Regions from separate parts of the Homo sapiens genome. Here region 1 is linked to region 2. Evidence: chromatin loops called from intact Hi-C (ENCODE). Cell type or tissue: heart left ventricle. All regions are shown on one strand. Region 1 has its middle 90 kb from the start of RGMA. Region 2 overlaps LOC101927025 (a long non-coding RNA gene).

Region 1 (2,500 bases), 53 kb after region 2:
CTCGCTCTGTCGCCCAGGCTGGAGTGCGGTGGTGCAATCTCGGCTTACTGCAAGCTCCGCCTCCTGGGTTCACGCCATTCTCCTGCCTCAGCCTCCCAAGTAGCTGGGACTACAGGCACCCGCCACCACGCCTGGCTAATTTTTTTGTATTTTTTTGGTACAGACGGGGTTTCACCGTTTTAGCCAGGATGGTCTTGATCTCCTGACCTCATGATCCGCCCACCTTGGCCTCCCAAAGTGCTGGGATTACAAGCATGAGCCACGGAGCCCAGTGAAACTCTTTTGAGTTTCTGATGAGCCTTTCCAAAGGAGGCAATCAGATATGCATTTATCTCGGCGAGCAGAGGGATGACTTTGAGTTCTGTCTGTCATTTGTCCAGAAGGAAATTCCTTGTGAGGGAGGTATGTAGCTTTTGAATCTTAGTAGCCATCTTTTTTTTTTAGCAATAGAATGGGAGGCAGGTTTGCCCTAAGCAGTTCCCAGCTTGACTTTATCCTTTGGCTTAGTGATTTTGGGGTCCCAATATTTATTTTCCTTTCACAATGTTTAGAGGATTTAATGAAAAATCAAACTTGTGTCTGTAGCATCTTTCCCAGTCACCAGCCCCTCCCGGAGCCAGCTTGGCGCAACAGGAGTGGACAGGGACAGCCTCTGGGCCGTATTGCCCTGTAGTCTATGGAGCCGCCCTGCTGGAGGGGCTGGGCTGGGCAGCCTCTGCTGGCTGGGGATGGTTTGGGAGTTTTACTCCAAGGCCTGCCACAGAAGGGCAGCTGTCATCCTCTCCCGTGGCTGGAGACATTTAGGCTGCAGCCCTTGGAAGGCTGTGAAATGGACACGACCCTGTGCTGAGTTTCCACCCTGCACAAACATCTTTGGAAGCAGCGCTCGTTTAATTTTCCATGAGTCCTGAGAAGAAGATGTTGCCATCAGCCCTTTGATTTTGCAGATGGCGATCCTGAGACTCAGAGAGGTTAAGCAACTTTCCTATGTCACACAGCTGGTTAGGAACTGAGCTGGGATTTAAACCCAAAGGTCTTCAAAGGTGGGACCCTTTGTGCCAGCAGGAACCTGTTAGGGGAACACTGTGGGAGAGACAGTAAGTAGATTGCACTGGGTGGGGGGCGTTGGGGAAGGAGGGAGTTGAGGGGGAAGGGAGGGAGTATGTGCAGCGGGGAATAGTTATGCAGCCCCCACCTTGATCATATAACAGCAAGAAAGTGTCCCAAGACCCAAGAAGGAAGTTAGCCTAGATCTTATTTTTCAACACAATCTAACAGTGACTTTGTTAAGAAACAGAAATTCAGGGCCTAAGAGGTTGTTGGAACAATGCCAGGTTTCGCTTCCTTTCCCGGGCAGCTCTCCTGCGACGACCTTTGACTTGGGAGGGGCAGGTCGTCCATGAGCACGAGTGACCGGGTCCCTGATGCTTTCCTCGTGGTTACAGCCTCGCCTGCAGGTTCGGGCACTGTGGGGTGGGGCGGGAACGTGGCTGGCACTATGAAGTATCCACCTTTCTGCGGGCTCTGCCGCCTCATCCCTCCAACAGCAAGCCAGGGCTGGTGGCTGTACTGTTCCCTCGTCCCTCACCTAGCATCCCCTTTTTCCAGAGGACGAAAGGTAGGGGAAGCTAAGAAATGATGGCACAGGATTTGAACTCAGGACTATCTGGGCTCACAGCTGATGACGATTCTATACCACCTTACTGTCCTAGGCAGGGCAGGAGCCCCAGACAGGATGGGTAGCCTTTCTGAAGTTAAAATAGTAAAAGGCAAAAAGAGAGCCCTTACCCGAGCATGCAGCTATAAAGGAGCACACAGTTCTCCTCTGGCCCCTCTCCGAGGATGGGTTCTCCGCTTCTGCGAGGCCAGACGCACCGCAGGCATCTGCCTTTGATTAGAACGGGCAGACAGGAAACATACCTGCGGTCCCGGGCCTCTCTCACACTCCAGAAATGCCATTCACAGACAGGGAAGAGGGAGAAAGGATGGGAGGAAGGGAGGAAGGGAAGGAGAACAATCAACAGCTACATGGGAGCGTGCTGGGAGGTAGGATCACCGCGGGAGACAGAAATGGGCCTCAGCCGCAGGTCAGGGTGTGGACACGGAGGCAGCCAGGCCTGATCTGCTGGGGGAACCACACTGGGCCGGGCGTGGAGAGGAGGTTTGCCGTGTGTGCAGCAGCTTGCAGGGAGCCAGCTGCCGAGAGCTGGGGCTGCTGCTTCTGAGCTGAAAGGGAAAGAAGGGTACATCTTTCAGAGCCACTCAGTCCCCCAATCATAGTGCCTGGCTGCGACCTCCCACTGGGCCCATCACAAGTCCTCATGGTTGGGGACGTCAGTGACCTGCAACAGGGTCAGGGAAGAACATCCTGGCCAGGAGTGAGCTAAGGAAGAGATGCACCACAGAGCCCTGGTAAATGCCTGGGAGTGAGAGCCTTACACTCACCATCTCTTTCCTCTCTGCCTGTTGTAGTTAAAAACCACGCTCTTGACTTGCTGAT
Region 2 (2,500 bases):
AGTCATAGCTTCTTTGTCAATTGGTGGCTCATAATCATAATGACTGAATGGGCAGTAAGGGAAAGGTGTCTGCGGACTCCCTAGGGTGTGGAGCTACAGGAGGGGAGGGTGGGGATGTGATGCCTCGAGACTATCGAGGAAGATGGAGTTGAAGTAGGCAATTAAGGCCAGGAGTGGTGGCTCACGCCTGTAATCCCAGCACCTCCCAAAAGGCCGAGGTGGGCAGATCACAAGATCAGGAGATCGAGACCATCCTGGCTAGCATGGTGAAACCCCGTCTCTACTAAAAATACAAAAAAAAAAAAAAATTAGCCGGGCATGGTGGCAGGCACCTGTAAGCCCAGCACTCTGGGAGGCTGAGGCGGGTGGATCACGAGGTCAGGAGATCCAGACCATCCTGGCTAGCATGGTGAAACTCCGTCTCTACTAAAAATACAAAAAAAAAAAAAAAAAATTAGCCTGGCGTGGTGGCGGGTGCCTGTAGTCCCAGCTACTCAGGAGGCTGAGGCAGGAGAATGGCGTGAACCTGGGAGGCGGAGCTTGCAGTGAGCCGAGATCGTGCCACTGCACTCCAGCCTGGGCGACAGAGCGAGACTCCGTCTCAGAAAAAAAAGAAAAGAAGTAGGCAATTATACAGTCGTAAGTGCTATCATGCAGAGATGCTGGGGTGGGGGTAGTGGCTTGGTTCAGCCTCCAGGTGGTGGGAGGTGGCTGGACAGGACTTTGTGGAGGAGTCAATGAGCTGAGTCTTGAAGGAAAACTTGGCTTTGTCAAGAGGACATGATAATAATGGAAGGCCTCTAGTCATTAAAATGCACAGGCTCCCAAGAGAGTCTGTTAGGAAGTCATTGGTAGAGTGTTCCCCTGGCTGTAGGGGAGAGAGGGCTCTTGGCAGCCTTCTAGAGACCCCTCCAGTGCCCTGGTGGAAGCTGAGCAGCTGAAGCTGGCTTGGGAAGTTCACAGTGCCAGACTGATGTTTCCCCACCAAGCGCGCCCTGTGGGTGGGGAGAAAGGAACATGAACATTTGGGTCCCTGCTGAGGAACATCTGGTGGTTGGTTAGTGTGACAGTCAAGACAGAGTTAAAAATAGGATTTTGGCCCCTTCTGTCTGGAGCCATCACTATGCATTGAAGACTGGAGAAAATAATGTAATCTGATTGTTCCGTTGGGTCATTTCTGGGAATATAAAGACATTTTTCCAAAACTGGAAGCCTGTGTGCATTGAGAGAGTAATTCAGGACTCCATTCTGTATCCTCCCTTGGCCTCCCCATGGTCTTCCCCTTCCCGGCCTCCTGCTCCACAGCGGATGCCTGTTCCCCTTGAAACTCGACTTCGTTAGAGATGACCCAGTTTTTTCCGCACTGAACTCTGCCAGGGTTGAAGATGCATTTGGCTGCTTGAGAAAACCCCAGCCTGCTGCCCCTCACTGCACTGCATTTGGCAAAGGTCTCCTGCAGAAGGAATGCTGAGAATTTCCCTTTCCATCATGTCAGATCATCTGGCTTGGTCCTGGCCCTTCCCCACGAGCCCAGTGGACACAGCTGGAGCAGGGCGGGGCCCAGGCACATTGCTGAGCTGGGAGCTGAAGCTTTCCCTTCTGCTTGAAGGCCACAGCGGAGCAGGGCTGACCCAGGCCAGCATTTCCCAGGTGGCATGGGGGAAGGCTCTGAGCCTGATACACAAGTGGAAGGAGACGGGCAAAGGCCTGCTCCTCTCGTGTAAGCTTTAATCCTGGGATTAAACCCATGAACTTCCCCAAAGCACCTCACTATTTGACGAGGAGATCTTCAAGAAAGAGTCACTTCTGCAGGGGTGGACCCAGGTTTTGGGTGACCTGAAGTTCCTAGGATTTTCTGAATCCTCCTTGAGAAGATAAAATTAAGTCCAGCGTCTTAGGAGGGGCCTTTGGAAAGGAGGGCCTCTGAGGCCCAAGCTAAGTTAGTGTCGTGGTGAATCTGCCATTCCCATCTCCGTTGTAAGAGGCAGAAAATCAGACTTAAGAGCTGGGAAGACATTTTGGAATGGGCTTTGGTTGTTCATTTAGGAACCTGCCTTTGCCGGGCCATCTGATGGCCAGGGGGTCACTGAGGACTGGGGCAGTGGGCCTGGGGCCCGTGGGGTCTGATGTGTGTAGAGGCACACATGGGAGCTGGTACTGCTGGGGGAAGTCCATGGGACCAGTTTAAAGTCAGCAGGCAAGATCAGGTCAGCTAAAATGACAAGTGGAGGATAGCGGGATGCCAGTCAGGGAGGCCACTGAGCTCCAAGAGCCAGATAGGATCTGATGTAGGAGGAAGCAGGTCGGAAATGAGCTTGGAGGTGGGTAATGTTATGCGGTGGCCTCGGGTAACATTTATGAGCCGCTCAATGTATGGCTATCTCAGGTTGGCTTCCAGGTAGAATGGGTAGAGTTTTATTTGCTAGATTTTGCACGATAGTTTGGGAGTTGAGCATTTTCACCTCACAGCCTCATAGATCTGGGTTTCAACACAGGCCCA

Evidence for each region. Hi-C counts contacts between places; a loop is a spot of excess contacts. Peaks named below come from ENCODE experiments on the same cell type or tissue, not always from the same donor. Only the 100,000 strongest peaks of a DNase experiment are listed, where the experiment ranks them.
Region 1: a loop joins it to region 2, with 3 times the contacts of the local background. A loop is called at or near these places in 1 of 110 quality-filtered maps.

The regions. Positions count from the first base shown.
Region 1 is chr15:93,177,876-93,180,375 of GRCh38, forward strand. No RefSeq gene overlaps it. Among named protein-coding and RNA genes, the nearest start is that of RGMA, 90 kb to the left of the region's middle. RefSeq lists an enhancer at 2,061-2,500. In heart left ventricle, no CTCF peak of the experiment used is centred here; a DNase peak (open chromatin) is centred at 1,415.
Region 2 is chr15:93,125,369-93,127,868 of GRCh38, forward strand. All of the region lies in intron 3 of LOC101927025 (a long non-coding RNA gene), which reads left to right. Among named protein-coding and RNA genes, the nearest start is that of RGMA, 37 kb to the left of the region's middle. In heart left ventricle, no CTCF peak of the experiment used is centred here; a DNase peak (open chromatin) is centred at 1,543; H3K27ac peaks cover 1,595 bases.